Regions from separate parts of the Homo sapiens genome. Here region 1 is linked to region 2. Evidence: chromatin loops called from intact Hi-C (ENCODE). Cell type or tissue: heart right ventricle. All regions are shown on one strand. Links, peaks and the distances in the headings refer to the core of each region. The heading gives the core; the rest is flanking DNA. Region 1 has its middle 47 kb from the start of LINC02785. Region 2 has its middle 21 kb from the start of LINC02785.

The links. Peaks named below come from ENCODE experiments on the same cell type or tissue, not always from the same donor. Only the 100,000 strongest peaks of a DNase experiment are listed, where the experiment ranks them.
Region 1: it touches region 2 in a loop (2.2-fold over the local background); 1 of 110 quality-filtered maps calls a loop at or near these places.

The regions. Positions count from the first base shown.
Region 1 is chr1:108,013,300-108,021,643 of GRCh38, reverse strand. No RefSeq gene overlaps it. Among named protein-coding and RNA genes, the nearest start is that of LINC02785, 47 kb to the left of the region's middle. In heart right ventricle, for the core only: no CTCF peak of the experiment used is centred there; a DNase peak (open chromatin) is centred at 4,978.
Region 2 is chr1:108,081,488-108,089,831 of GRCh38, reverse strand. No RefSeq gene overlaps it. Among named protein-coding and RNA genes, the nearest start is that of LINC02785, 21 kb to the right of the region's middle. In heart right ventricle, for the core only: no CTCF peak of the experiment used is centred there; no DNase peak of the experiment used is centred there.

The DNA of each region.
Region 1 (8,344 bases), core at 335-8,334, 68 kb after region 2:
CATTTATCAAGTGACCTGAAAGGCTGCCAGTTTTGAGTGGGGTCCAGAACAGGAGAAGGCTCTGCAACAGGTCCAAGCTGCTGTGCAAGCTGCTCTGCCATTTGGGCCATACGACCCAACAGATCCAATGGTGCTTGAGGTGTCAGTGGCAGATAGGGATGCTGTTTGGAGCCTTTGGTAGGCCCCCATAGGTGAATCACAGCAGAGGCCTCTGGGATTTTGGAGCAAGGCCCTGCCATCTTCTGCAGATAACTACTCTCCTTTTGAGAGACAGCTCTTGGGTTGTTACTGGGCTTTGGTGGAAACTGAACGTTTGACTGTGGGTCATCAAGTCACCATGCAACCTGAATGGACTATCATGAACTGGGTGCTTTCTGACCCATCTAGCCATAAAGTGGGTCATGCACAGCAGCATTGCATCATCAAATGGAAGTGATATGTGCATGACCGTGCTGGAGCAGGTCCTGAAGGCACAAGTAAGTTACATGAGGAAGTGGCTCAAATGCCCATGGTCCCCACTCCTGCCACTCTGCCTTCTCTCCCCACAGCCTGCACTGATGGCTTCATGGAGAGTTCCTTATGATCAGCTGACAGAGGAAGAGAAGACTAGGGCCTGGTCCACAGATGGTTCTGCACGATATTCAGGTACCACCCAAAGTGGACAGCTGTAGCACTACAGACCCTTTCTAGGACATCCCTGAAGAACAGTGCTGAAGGGAAATCTCCCCAGTGGGCAGAATGTTGTTGAGTGGTACACCTGGTTGTGCACTTTGCATGGGATAAATGGCCAGATCTGCAATTATATACTGATTCATGGACTGTAGCCAGTGGTTTGGTTGGATGGTCAGGGACTTGGAAGAAGCATGATTGGAAAATTGGTGACAAATAAATCTGGGAAAGAGGTATGTGGATGGACCTCTCTCAGTAGTCAAAAACTATGAAGATATTTGTATCCCATGTGAGTGCTCACCAATGGGTGACCTCAGCAGAGGAGATTTTAATAATCAAGTGTATAGGATGACCCATTCTGTGGACACCACTCTGCCCCTTTCCCCAGCCACCCCTGTCATTGCCCAATGGGCCCATGAACAAGGTGGCCATGGTGGGAGGGATGGAGGTTACGCATGGGCTCAGCAACATGGACTCAGCAACTTACCAAGGCTGACCTGGCTACGGCCACTGCTGAGTGCCCAATTTGCCAGCAGCAGAGACCAACACTGAACCCTCAATATGGCACCATTCCTCAAGGTGATCAGCCAGCTACCTGGTGGCAGGTTGATTATATTGGACCTCTTCCATCATGGGAAGGGCAGAGGTTTGTCCGCCAGAATAGACACTTACTCCAGATACGTGTTTGCCTATCCTGCACACAATGCTTCTGCCAAGACTACCATCTGTGGGCTCATGCTCATGCAATTCACTGGTCTTACCATGTTCCCCATCATCCTGCAGCACCTGATATTGATAGAACAGATGAATGCCCTTTTGAAGTCACAATCACAATGGCAACTAGGTGACAATACTTTGTAGGACTGGGGCAAAGTTCTCCAGAAGGCTATGTATGGTCTGAATCAGCGTCTAATATATGGTACTCTTTCTCCCATAGCCAGGATTCATGGGTCCAGGAATCAAGGGGTGGAAGTGGAAGTGGTACCACTCACCATCACCCCTAGTGATCCACTAGCAACATTTTTGCTTCCTGTTCTCTAGACATTAGTTCTGCTGTCCTAGAGGTCTTAGTTCCAGAGGGAGAACGCTACCACCAGGAGACACAACAATGATTCCATTAAACTGGAAGTTAAGATTGCCACCCGGACACTTTGGGGTCCTCCTACCTTTAAGTCAACAGGCTAAGAATGGAGTTACAGTGTTGGCTGGGGTGATTGACCTGGACTATCAAGATGAAATTAGTCTTCCACACCACAACAGAGGTAAGGAAGAGTATGCATGGAATACAGAAGATTCCTTGGGGTGTCTCTTTGAATTACCATGCCCTGTGATTAAGGTCAATGGGAAATTACAACAGCCTAATCCAGGCAGGACTAAAAACGGCCCAGACCCTTCAGGAATGAAGGTTTGTGTCACTCCACCAGGAAAAAAACCACGACCTGCTGAGGTCCTTGCAAAGGCAAAGGGAATACAGAATAGGTAGTAGAAGAAGGTAGTCATCAATACCAGCTATGACCACATGACCAGTTGCAGAACTGAGGACTGTAATTGTCATGAGTATTTCTTCTTTTTGTTAAAAACATGTTAATGCATGTAAACACTGTACTAAGAAAATATCTTCATTTTATTTCCTTTTCCTTTATCATGTGACATAGATTTGTTGACTTCGTATCAGTATTTAAGTATTGTTAACTTATGTAATAACATTTGGGTTGGGGATTTGTGTATTTCCAATGGATGAAGGACAGTTGTATGATGTTGGGCGTAATTATTACATTATTGTCTTTATTTGAAGATTATGTATGATCTCAGGAGATGTGTGTGGATTCATGCTGACAAAGGATGCACTTGTGATGTTTAGTATTGAGTGTCAACTTGATTGGATGGGAGGATGCAAAGTATTGATCCTGGGTGCGTATGTGAGGGTGTTGCCAAAGGAGATTAACATTTGAGTCAGTTGGCTGGGAAAGGCAGACCCACTCTTAATCTGGGTAGGCACCATCTAATCAGCTGCCAGTGGGGCTAGAATATAAAGCAGGCAGAAAAATGTGAAAAGGCTAGACTGGCTAGGCCTCCCAGCCTACATCTTTCTCCCATACTGGATGCTTCCTGCCCTCGAACATCAGACTCCAAGCTCTTCAGGTTTGGGACTCGGACTGGCTTCCTTGCTCCTCAGCTTGCAGACAGCCTATTGTGGGACCTTGTGATCATGTGAGTTAATACTACTTTATAAACTCCCATATATATATGTGTGTGTGTGTGTGTGTGTGTGTGTATATATATAAACTCCCATATATACATATATATATGTGTATATGTATATATATATATATATATATATGGGAGTTTATATACAAGTTTATATATAGATATGTACATATATATGTATCCTATTAGTTATGTCCCTCTAGAGAACCCTGACTAACACAAGTTTATCTATATAATAGTTTATCATACTATTATTATAGCATATTTTCATATCAGTAAGTATGAAGAAATGGTCATCAATACTTGAAAAGCAATTGAACATAACCTTCACCAGGAGGCGGGAATTGAAAGTAGAAGATAACAGTCCACTTGTACATTTTGGGTGAAAAAGTTCGAAGCAAGTGGCTTCATTATTGTACGATTGAATAATACCTTGTTATAATTAATATATATTATGTAATAGAATATTTCCTAGATAAACAAACTAAAATGCACTGTTTTAAATGTGTAATTCTGATAGGTATCTAGGCTTGCTTTATCTCATTTAATCCTCCTAACAAGGTGGTTATTATTATATTAACTTTACAGACGAGGAAACTGATGCCACAGCTAGGTCCAGCCACGGGTCTAACAGGACAACTAAGAAGATTTAGTCAGACACTTGGCTTTCCTGTAGCTCATTCCCTAGATTGTTTTCACCCAGTTCAAAAGCCCTGGTGCCTGTTCTGAAGGAGGCTTATATGGCTTGGTAACTGACCTTTACTGACTCCTGCACTCTTCACCTGGGCTCCTGTACTGAACCCATACAATGCATTCTGCTACCAACTCTGCTCAGCCCAGCCCCTAGTTTCCATCCTGCTCAACTCCACATTGCACTAGATGACAACTGTAGATGACCAAAGCCTGACTCACACCTTTCCAGTGTGTTCTTTATGTTCCTGGTCTCCCCTTCGATTCCAAGGGGTTGCTTGACATCCTTTTTACCCCTTCTCACCTCTGTTTGACTGAAATTTGAGCTGTAGTGGCTGGGGAGCTTGTCTAGAGATCCACCACTATCTCCTCAGAACCTAGAGCATTGCTGGCCCGTGATTCTTTAGGTAAGTTCATGAGAGAATGAACAAATGAGTGTTGTGGGCTGGAAGGGGCTGCTTGTATCATTGATGTTTGTGCTGTGGGTTGCCCAAGGACAATGGGCAGGTCTGGAGAACTTTACTAGTTCTGGAGATAGAGAAATTAAAATAAAGTTGTAATTAATTTGCTTTTTCTCAGCAGTTGACTTTTAGAATAAGGAGATATGAGTTGTATGAAAACAACCTGAATGAGCAAATATTTATTTTTAAAAAACCCAAACTCCAGAATATGTTTTAGACAGCTTTGTTGATACATAATTCACATATAAACAATTCACCCACTTAAAATGTACAATTTAGTGGGTTTTTAAAGAATATTTATAGGGTTTTGCAACCATCCTTACAATCAAATTTTGGAACATTTCTGATTCCCTTAAGAAAAACCTGAACACAATTAGCAGTCACTCCCCATTCCCACCTCTCCCCAGCTCCTGAAAACAATGAATCTGGCCGGGTGTGGTGGCTCATGTCTGTAATCCCATCACTTTGGGAGGCCGAGGAGGGTGGATCACCTGAGGTCAGGAGTTCAAGACCAGCCTGGCCAACATTTGATTTCTTTTGTTTGCTATCCTGTCTTCCCTCAATACTCTAATCTCAGTGATGTCTGTCTCTGTTAAGCATCTATAGAGTCTAAGCTACCTATTTTTCATTTGCTGGGTTATTATATTAACTTTCTCAATCTCTCCCTACTACATTATTATGCCATTCATATCCCCACCACAAAACAGAGTTTGCCCTGTGTAGCCCCTGTTGACAGTGTGCATTGCTCAGTCATCTTCAACATGATTTCCCTGCAGTGGTATAAGATTCAGAAGCCTCCAAAGAGAGTTACAGCTCTCAAAAGCCGGATGTGGATTGCATTCCAAGTTAGAAACTTTTCAGGTGCTGAAATGCCAGATGGAGGAAGCCAAGTGGAACATTGGTGGTGTCAGAAAGAAATAATAAGCACTCCCAGGATGACACTTGGGTTTGTCTCTGTAGCAGGACGCTTATCTCTCGGCAGTGGTGACTCACTGGCCATAATTGACAGCTGGAACAATTGTGGGTAGGAGAGATAGGCTTGCCACCCAGTTAGAGACTAAGCAGCTGGGTTTTGATTATTTTCAGGGAATGTGTGAGCAAATCTTATGGTTTGGTGAGTTTTATCATCAGTGTTTGTCGGCCTTTCCTTCTCTGCTGGGACAGTGAAGCCGCAGCTGAAGTGGTTGTGAATTGTCAGCCATCACTTTGGTCACAGTGTAGAGAACCATTTTCTTTTTCTTTTCTTTTCTTTTTTTTTTTGAGATGGAATTTTGCTCTTGTTGCCTAGGTTGGAGTGCAATGGTGCAATCTCGGCTCGCTGCAACCTCTGCCTCCTGGGTTCAAGTGATTCTCCTGCCTCAGCCTCCCGAGTAGCTGGGATTACAGGCGCCTGCCACCACGCCCAAGTAATTTTTGTATTTTTTTAGTAGAGACAGGGTTTCACTGTGTTGGCCAGGCTGGTCTTAAACATCTGACCTCAGGTGATTCAGCCACCTCAACCTCCCAAAGTGCTGGCATTACAGGCGTGAGCCACCGCAGCTGGCCTGGATAATCATTTTCTATTGAGAATGACCACTGTACTTTCAGCAGAGTCCTGAGTGAGCACTTCTGCAAGAATTGTTTTGTGGCTTAAGGCATGGTTTGTTTGGGCCATTGTTTCTCCATTTTGAGGGCTTCAGATCTCAAGGATTTAGGTGTCTCTACCAGATAAAGCTGAAACCAGTGACTTGATAGAGTTGTTCTGGTCTCTCATGTGTCACCGTTTTGAATTTTCCCTTAAATCTTCTCAGTCCCCTCTCTTGGCGATGGATACCTAAAGCTGACCAACCATTCTCACCATTGGATTATAAATATTTGTGTGTGTGTGTGTGTGTGTGTGTGTGTGTGTGTGTATGTATGTGTGTATATGTATACATTGTAGCTATTATCCTTGCAGATGTAGTTGCATATAATTTTTTTTTCTTAGAGTGAGGAGATGAAGAAAGTGAGATCTAGGACAAAGCCTATTTAAAGACCAAACACAGGCAAATTTTTCAATACCATGAGATACTGGGTATTTTTTTTTTCCTTGGGTGGACCAGGCTGAGGGTGAGATAAAGATGGAGACAGAAAGGAAAGATCCAGAAGGACATTGCTGTGGAGCTCTAGTCAGTGGGGCCATCATGGATATCTATCATTTTTGCCTGCCAGTATCTATTCTAGCTAGAGCACTCTGATTTTACTTTGGGAGAAACCACTGCCTCTCATTGGATTTATGTCTGGCAAGAGTCAATCATGGTGCCTGTCCTTCCCTGTTCAAAGCTGGAGCAACTGAAAACACCCTCCCTTTGCTTGAATCCTGGAACAGATGCAAAGAATCATCTAGGTCCCATTATCCCAAGGGCAGCTCCCTCTAGAGCTTCTTCATTAGGTCCTGACACCAGGATTTCCAGGGTTGCTCTGATTCCTGTCCATTCTGAAGTCCAAGTGTCCAACTTTTCTTTAATTATGTGAATTACCCCATATCCTTCTAGTTGGTTTTTTGTCTAAGTGGGCCTGAATTGGTTTTTGCCAGTTGCAACCAAAGGATCTCACTGATACACTGGGGTGCATCTGTATGAGGTCTTGGGTGGGCAGGAAGCAGTAGGCTGGACCTGAGAGACTAAGGGCTCGGGGTGAGACACCCTGGGAGAAGGGAAAGGGCACTAAGAAAAGAAGAGGGAGGCACCAACGGCACCCTTGTCCACCTAGAATTTGTTCCAGGTGACAATCTCATTTGCTTTTTAAAGCTTCCTCTTTGTCAATCAAGGAATCACTTCCATTTCTTCCTGGCCTGGAGGTTCCACTGTGAAAGTTCATCTTTTGAGACAACAAAACTGGGATTTCTACTAAAATCACTCATTCCAAAAATATTCACCCGGCACCTACTGATTGCCCACCCCTTGGCTAAGTACGAATGATTCAAAGGTGAACAAAACACAGCCCTTGTGCTCAAGAGTTATAATGTCTAGACCTGCGTGGTCCAGTATGGTAGCCAGTGGCTACATGTGGCTTTTATATTTAATTAAATTTAAGTATTATAAGTTAAAGTTTACTTCCTCAGCTATACTGTCCATGTTTCAAATATTCCAATAGCTCACATGTGGCTGACGGCTACCATTTTGGACAGTGCAGATATAGAGCATTTCTATCATTACAGTATTTTCCATGGGACACTGCTGGTCTAGACAGGTGCAATAGAGAGAATGATATAGATGATATAAGCCAGGGCATTAGGGATCACATAGGATCTAACTCGGACTTTTATGGAGTCAGGGTAGACTTCCTGAAGATAATGACATCAAAACAGACCTGGAGGATAAGTTGGAATGTCCAAGCTAGGAGAAGAAGAAGAATTCCAAGCAGAGGAAACAGCATGTACAAGGACCGTGAGTTGCCTGAGGACAAGCTGAAGTGCACTCAAGTAACCAGATGAGAAGAGAAGGCCTTTGCACCATCAACTTTCTCATATGCTTTGTTACTAAGATTACATTCTCTTGATTTCAGATGTCAAGGGACAGGGTCCTAAGGGGACTGGCTATAGGAGCCACCTATTCTGACCTGCTAAATTAAGAGAGCTGATGCCTCAATTTTGGAGCACTGAGGTCATATGAAAGGTATTTGCTGGATGAGAGAAGCCAGTGGATTTGGAGAGAGGCAACAACACATGAATAAAGGGGTCTAATTTAGAGCTCTGAAGACTGATGCCTGTGACCCCAGGTAAACCATCTCTCACATCTCAATTCCTTTTATACCTAAAATCAGTTCATCTTTTTGATCAGAACCCAAGTTAAGGAAGCCAAGAAGTGTGTTTTACACATGGTGGTTTTCCCATTCCAGTTGAGAGTACATATGTTGAACATAATTGCAATCATATTTGGAGACAACTAGTCAAGTCTGGGCTAATTTGACTGCTCCATGTTATGTTTAAAGTGTAATTCTGTGCACATGGAAATATTAGATAAAAATGTGTGTCTCAAAAACTAGCTTCTGATTAAATAATACTCTCTTTAGGAAAGACTACTAAGAGGAAGACCCCCTGAACCCAAGGGTTGGGGCCCCTTTGTCAGGAAAGGATAAACTGACACTTGTTGGGCACCTCCTGTGCCCCCAAAAGCTTCATCAATTTTCTCTCTAATCTTCCCAAAATTACCCAGGGAGAGGAAGATACAGAGGGACTGAGTGGAGAGCTCACTTCTTCCTGCTATGTGTTAATCTTGCAGCTATGAGAGGATCAGAGAGAACCTGATTTCAGAGACCTGCTTTGCTTGGGAGAACCAGAAGGCTGCCAGGGCAGT
Region 2 (8,344 bases), core at 33-8,032:
AAGGGAATCGGGGCTCATGCTGTCTTACATCCTAGACTTCCAAGTGCAACAACCATTTGATGACTTCTTGTCATCAGGCCCAGACCCTACACTGATGTAAAACAGTTCCTTGGAATCTCATTTGTTGATCCAACCTTTGGGCCTTGCTATTTGTTAAAGCAAAAAAAAAAAAAAAAAAAAGTGGTGCAAGTTGTTTCTCATGAGGTCAGTGCACTGGGTTTCTAATATTGAAAACAGCTGTGTTTTCTGTGAACATCTTCCTGCCACTGCATCATCTCTGGAGGATTTCCCATATATCCCAGTATGCCAATATCCAAAATTGTCCATTCATTCTCATTTTAGTTGGTCTACTAAGAGTGAATGAATGTATTTCATTTCTATACATCTCTTATTGTGAAAGGTACAAGAACTTCCTCTGAAATATTTGGCTGTTAAATATTATTTGGGCATGGTCCAATGAGGAATGTATACATCTTTTGCAATAAGCATCTTTCTGCTCTCAGATTATACATACAGCATAGGTTTTAGCTGTGCTTCAAAGCAGTGGAAGGGTTTGTAAGGACACTGGGCTAGGAGATAGGAGACCAGAGTGGTAGCTTTTCCTTTTCATTTAATAACTGACTGACTCTGAGCCACATTTTTCAACCCACTTCTGGATAATACTTTTGTAACTGCCAATATTGAACAGATGACATTCCAAGAGAAAAGTTTTTCTTTCTCTAAGAACTGTCGCTTTGCCACTCAGATATACAACCTATTTCCTAACACATATGAAACTAGTATGCAACATTTTGAGAATAGGGGAGACTCACTGAGATATTAGCATATTATTACTTGCCAAATCTGACATTATTTTAGGTAGAAAAATAACCTTATTTCTTTCTAAACTCTTTTGATAAAGTGTTTCTGAATTAGCCGAGCATGGTGGCTCACGCCTGTAATCCAGCACTTTGGGAGGCTGAGGCAGGAGGATTGCTTGAGTCCAGGAGTTTGAGACCAGCCTGGGGAACATAGTGAGACCCTGTCTCTACCAAAAATAATTTTTTAAAAAATAAGAAAAAATATTTCTGAATAAAACATTCTGAAATATCAGTGACTAAGAGTTATCACGACTAGAAATGTATAAAAACAACAAATATTGGTTTTAAATATCAGATGTCTCTAAGTTTTCTAAAAATAATATCTTTTACCTTGTGTTCTTTGTCCTTCTGCTTGCGTATTTTTAGATCATTTTAATAACAGTGCACATACTGTTTTGTATTCTGCCTTTGTTTTGGCAATAGGAGATAAAAGAACAAGTACTATAATCAAAAATAATTCTTTTGTTGAATATAATTGTAGCTAAAAACATCATCCATAAAATCACACAAGTTGGAGGAAAAACAAAGAAAACAGTGTCTTATTTGTGGAACCTGTCTTTTCTAAGCCACATCAGCAGAATATTCTACCCTTCTTGCACTTTCTGAATCTCCAGCTTGTTTGAAAGAAGCTTACATGTGTTTGCAGAGCCCTTGGGATGTCTCATAGGTGCTTGGGAACCCGGCAGCTTCAGCTATCTCATCCCATATGCCATTTTCTTCTGCTGCTCTGGAGCTAACTTCCCAGGCGCTGTGTGCTGCAAAGGTTGCAGCTGACCAGCAAGTCCTGGGCAGGTATTTCCCTCTGCTGTGGAGTTCTCTCCCACTGATGGTGGTCTATCTCCTTGTGACCATGTTTTGTTGGGCCATAGCCCCTCATGTGCCAGTGTCCTCGATAAGGCATCTGTTCATCTTGTCTAAGATGAAGTAGACAGAATTGCTTCATGGACTGTGGTGTAATATGCTCTTGGGTGAGTCCTAAAGCAATTTTAGGACTCTATCTTCCCTTTGTGTTTGTGAAAGCAGCTATTTCACCTTTTGCCTGTGATTTGTTCTGCCATCTCCCAGTAATATTACATCGATGCTGGTAATATATTTGTACCCTAAGGGCCTGTTATTAGTCCATACTCAGAGAAGAACTCCATAAACACATTGTTGACTCTCAGCTGTGTGTACTTGTACTTTGGCAGCAGGAAGTTTAATTCTGATGAATGTATTGAGTTTCAATCCTGGATAGAATAGTTGGCAAAGGCAGAGCGTGGCTCCTAACCTCTGGAGCTAGGTTAGGGTGTAAAATAAAGAGCTTGAAGGAGATGTGTCAACAGATGCCTGCTCGTGAACTCAGATTTAGGAGTTTGCCAAGGACATGAATGAATATTCAGAAATATTCCCCACAGAGTTTCCAGGAGGTCTGGGGTGACAGGGTTCCTGTAGGATTTTCTGTCCACGGGCTGTCCCTTTTGTCTTCCTTTCTGCAATAATGCCATGGTTCTCACCTGAATACTTCAGTTCAGACTCCTGAACTTGAAGAAGGTTTTGGATCCTCTGCCATTGATGAAACTGGGCTGACAACAATGGCAGAGATACTTTTGCCCCTGCTGCAATTCTGTCTGTCCTACATGTTTTTGAACTAAGGATCTAATAGGGTTGCTGTTTGTCAAGATGTAACAGGAAGCCTGTTTCTCCCAAATGGAGAGCAATTTTATGTTCATGATCCTCCAAGGTCTTGCCAAATAAAATTAGGTCATATAGACAAACTAGCATTTTCATACAATTTATGCCATTAATCATTTTCCCATTGATTTCTAAAATATAACAGTGGCCCCAGGATCCCTGGGGCCATACTTTTAAATTGGACCCCTACAAGACAGAAGAATGCCATCTTTTCTTTATCTTGGTTAGTCCTATATGCATTTGATAATACCCATGTCTTAAAACAGTCACCTAAAACACCTGGCTTCCTAGCATTTAGTCGGGAATATCCTTGACTTGTAGCTTTTTTTTTTTTTTTTTTTTTTTTAACACAGATCTATTTTGGTGCATCTATTCAGAATGCCATAGTTCATATTACATTGAAATTTTGCCTTGTTTTTCTTCCGTAACCCAATAGAAGAAGCATACGAACTATAGGATTTAGAGATGATTAGGTGACTATGCATTTTGGTTGGTCTGGGACAGTCCTGGCTTTATGCCTATTACTCAGGTGTAAATATTAATTAGTAGGACTCCATTTCATGCCTAAGTTATCTTGGTTTGAACAATAAAGCACATGGTCACCTAGAGATGATACACTTAATCATTAGCTCTAATCAGCTGTTAATGTTAAGCAGAGTACTCTTTCTATGGTGTTATTTTCAGGGTGAAGTTTCCTGTCTCTCTATTTTATGCCTTTTCCCTGACACAGACTGTATTACACTTCAGAAGAGCATAATGTTACTCCTTGCTTTGATCTTCTTCCTCAGTTTCTTTTCCCACACTTCAAAATAAAAGTTTCCAAGATTTAAACAAGGTGTTCCAGTTGTGACAGCTTTAGGAGAGGAAGCAGGTTCTGTCTTTTGGCAGGATCTGCACTCAGGACGAGGACAAGAAAAAAAATCCAGAAAGTCCCTAGCCTCTCACCTGCAGTATTGGGCAAGTACTTTAGATGGGCTGAGGTTGTACTCCATTCGTGGGCCACCCCTTACACATCCATCCCCAATCCAGGCATGCAATTGCTGCCGTAACCATCTCTTCCTTATCCCTACCCCTTCTTCAGGAGATTCCACCTTCCCATACCCCAAGTAGACAGAAGCATTTGGACTTGGGCATGGAATCCCAGTCCACATAATGCTTACAAGGGGAGGGGCTCAGGGGACTATCATAAGATGATTTCGGAATTATGGTCGCTTGTCACAATTAAGCCCTCCAGAATACCAGGCTAAATTTGCCTTTTTGTTTCTTTTGAAACTCTTATAAGTAAAAATTTCAAAGCAGTTTTTAATGTCCCTTTAATTTCAGTTTCACTGGCACCCTTTTCTGAGTGCATCCATACTTTTTTCTGTACAATAACAGTGCAGGCCAAACATCAGATAATTTTTGTTCTAGATATAGTACGTAGTCTGTGGGGCAAGTGTGTACTGGAGAAAGATTCATCATCATTCTGGACAGGCTGTCCACTATTTCTCCCCTTCCCCCTGCACCATCCCCCATGCAAGTATAACTAGTGTAGATAGGCAAGTTTCCCTAGACTTGGCCATGCTTACATTGACACTTATGACATCCAGACCTCTCTTTAGCCAAATTAGCAGGAAGGCCAGCTTTTCCCAGCCTCTTTCTTCCACTGGTGTTTCTGAGAATTGCAGAGGCCACTCATTTATTCCTAACAGTTGTCCTGATCTTTGTATCTGTAGGCAGTGTTGGAACTCAGACACCTTCTTGAGGCCACCACTGGTCACGGGGCCAGTTCCCCAGAGAGTTTATCACTAGCTGGGAATAGCTGGCTCTGAAGTTGCAGAACAAAAATGTTGATGTTGTCTATTAATTCCGAGATTCAAATGTCACTCTCACAGGGTGAGAGTGGCTCTTTCTCGAAAGCAAAGCTGTTTGTGCTCCAGTGAGTCTGGTGTCAATGGCGAAGTGGCCCTTGCCCCGACCACTGGGACAAGCTGGTATCACTGCCAACTTTGCAGAGGCCCTGGCATCCCCTCAGGGATCTGGACAGCTGGACCCCACCTCCTGCTGGCCCTATTACTTGCTGCATCGACCACCATTGCTGGGGCAGGCGACAGTGTTGGGACATCTAGAATGAAGGAGTACTTGTCTGACTTACTTTCTGAGCTTCACAGAAATAGGCCCTGGCCCCTGAGGGCCAAAGCTCTTCTGATACAAATCTGTCTCCAGGACAGCTGAGTTGGGGAGAGTTCTGAGAGAGGCCACTATCCTGACCTAGAACCAGGCTCCCTTTGATCCTTAACCCTGAGGCCAAGACCTGTCTACTACTCCTGATTCCTCCTCCCCACAGGGGGAATTCCATTCAGAATTCTCACTACTCTTTTGGTCTGCCCTCTCACTCCAATCCTTCAGACAATTTACAAAAACTTTGAATCTCACAAGTATTTGGGATTTTCTAAAAGTCTTTTCTCTCTTTCTCGATTTAGGGCGCATAAATACTGTGGCCAGAGACTCTGTAATTCTCAAGCTGAAATGCAAATAGGTATATGGTGAGGGGCCTGCAAATCCACCAGCCTCCTGAATCAGGGCCAGCACTTGCCCAGGAAAGCATTTTGTACTCTATGGTAATAATTCATTTAAAAATAAAATTCGGATCATACTAAATCATCTCTTTTATAACCTTCATGTTTTTCCTTAACATCACGAACATCTTTTTATAACAATAAATATTTTATGGCATCATTTCATAGCTGCATGGTATATGTTGCTGATTCTCTATTATGAGATATTTATTTCCAGTTTTGCCACTATCATGAATAATGATGAGGTGAATATCTTACTATAAGCAGCTTTGTGTACAGTGATGATTTCTGTAGGGTAATTTCCTACAAGTGGAATTTACTGGTTTAAAGGGCACTCTGGTTTACACCAACACCAGCAGCCTCTGCGGCTTTGCAAAGGGTTGTCAATAGTTACCTAAAATAATTCAGAAGATGTTCTCCTGTGGCTGTTCTTTTAAATGGTGTGTAAGAGAACACAATCAAGGCTTAGAATTGCTTGAACACTCTACTTTTGAGCCCCTGAATGTCACATTAGATAGGACAGTTTAGTTTTCTAAACTGTTTTTTGTTTTCTCTTAAAATATCTTTTATTAAATATATTTTTCATATTTCCTTTTCAGCAAAACATAATGATAGCTATAATACTAATAATTGCCAGGAAGGGTTTTCCCTAATCCTCTGAGTATTTGGAGGTCAAAGGAAGAGCTTTTATATCCTTTCAAAAGAACAGTAAATATGGTGGGGTGAGGGTGGGGACAGAGTTGTATCTCAAAGGCCCTCCTGTTTCAGAGGAGATGCTATAGAGAGGTTAGAAATTATTTACCAGGGGACGTAGGGTCATTTTCCCAACATTATCACATCCTTAAGAAGAATTCTGTGTCTTACCCATGAGAGATGTTTGTCATTTTGATTTTTTGGTTATTACCTGGGACCCTTTTTTTTTTTTAACCTTCTTAAAGCATCCTATGGTATTTTGGCTCTAGACTTGTGACATTTTGTCTTCTTTCCTAAAGGCACAGGGAGAGTTAGGGAGCCATCTGTGCTTGCCCTCAGTACTGTGTTTAAGAGATAAATAAGCAATTACTTCTCTCCTCAGGCAAGCTCTTTTGTTTGTCAGGAAGTCTCTGTCTTGATCCTGTCTCAGTAAACAGAAAAAGATATGTAGCAATTCCACAGCCATAGAAGACTGTGGCTGGCTTCAGACTACATTCATAGAAATACAACATATGGACTGATTAAAGTACAATCCCATTGTACTCTGCATATCTTCATTCTGCAAACATTTCCTATGTATTACGCAGTGGACACTGGGCCACATGTTAGGATTCAGGGCTAAAAAGACAGTCCCTACACTCTAGAAACTCAGGCAGAAGGGAGAGAGACATGGTGACAAACAATTGTCATAGGATGATGTAATAATTTTAATAGGTATTTGTTCAAAAACAGGAGGTGTGTAGGGGGATGGAACATCTGAGGCAAATAGCCAATGAGCTCTTGGAGGATAAGTAGGTGTTTGCCCAGCATGTGAGTGGAGGGGATTCTAGGCAAGAAAACAGCATGTGCAAAGTCAGGAAACTATACTAGTTTATGGAGTGTAGGGTGAAACATCAAGTATTCTAGTTTTGCTATTAAAACAGGAAAGGTAGATGGGCAGGAAATGAGGTTAGAGGCGTTGGCAGGAACAGGAGATGAGGAATCTTATATGTCATGTGTGGGAGAGACTGTTAATTGTCTCCATTATTTGTTTTCTCCCCTCTTCAATTGGTGATAGACAGGTTAGCAGGGCACAAGGCCGCCTGCATTAAACACTACATTTCCCAAGCTCCCTTGAATGTAGGCATGGCCAGTTGACTAAATTCTGTAAAGGGAAGTGTCACATAGCAGCTCCAGGGAGTCTGCCCTTAAAGACAGACAGCAAGACAGCATCTCTCCCTCTTTCTCTCTCTCTACTCGTCTTTGTCTTTGTCCCCATTTCCATCTAAATTCTGGAAAGCAAATAGTGTTGGCTATACAAAACAAGATAGAAAGATCCTGGGTTCCTGAAGCCATGAAAAACTTTGCAGCCATAAATCACTACCCAGATTTCTACCCAAGAGAGAAAGAAATTTCTGTTTTGTTTAAACAACTGTTATTTTGAGTTTTCTGTCTCTTACAGATATATCTAATTTTAATGCATTGAGCAAAGGAGTTTAGATTTCATGCTGTTGCTGATGGACAGGTGGTGGAGAATTTGATCATGGGCAGCACCATGATCAGAGTTGCGTGTTAGAACCATCTCCTGAAGACACTGGGAAAGACTGATTAGAGTGGGACCAATTACCAGCAGGTAGAGCCACATGATTCAGGGGAGAGACGATGCAGGGAGTGGCTTTGCACTAGGTCAGCTTAGCTAACTGAAAACAGATTTCCCAGAATTCCTTTCCCTGGATGGCTATGGTTAGGATTGGGAAGGGGGAAGTGAGGCAGCAGCCACATTGTCACAGGAAGTCAGCATAGGATCAGGAGCTACTGCAGCTCACATGCATAGTCCAGGATCTGCTGGCTCACCTTCTTGGCATGAGGCAGCCGCTGGGCTTGCAGCTACTGTGACCACTGCCAGCTCTCCTCTTTCAGTGTGTCCAACTCCTGGGCCAGCCGTGGGTTTAGATTCCTGACAAAGGGTGCCAGCATCTTTGGCAGGTCACCCACATCATTGAAATTGAAAGCTTGGAGGCGATGAGAGACCGACACTCATTCCAGTTTGTCCTCTTGGGTTCCAGCTTGTCCTTGCTCTCCCCCACTTCCTGTCCATCTTTCCTTCCTGACTGCCTACCCTGATGACTTCAGGCCAGCACCAAATGAAGAAGCAACAGCTGTACATAAACTTGTTAACCAGCTCCCACGATTGTATAAGGTCAAATCCATATGCCAAACCTCTTATCACTCTGAGTGGTTCTGCTTTTTTGATCAAACCCTGATCGATATTGAGTACGAAGATGGTGAGGGCAAAGTTTCACTTTCTTATTTACCACTCTGTCCAGAGTCTAGAACAGTACCTGGAAGATAGTAGATGCTCAAGAAATATTTTTGAACAATGGGAGATTTTTAGGAGGTAGAAGTAATAGGACTTGGTGATTGGATGTAGACTTAAAAGAAAGGTGAAATTAGTAGGACTCTCAAGTTCTTTGCTTTGGCAAGTGGGTGAAGATGGTGTCATATGCTCAGATAGGGAATTCAGGAGAGAGATTAATCCAAAAAGTCTCATCAGGAAGATATTGAGTTAAATGGACCACAAGG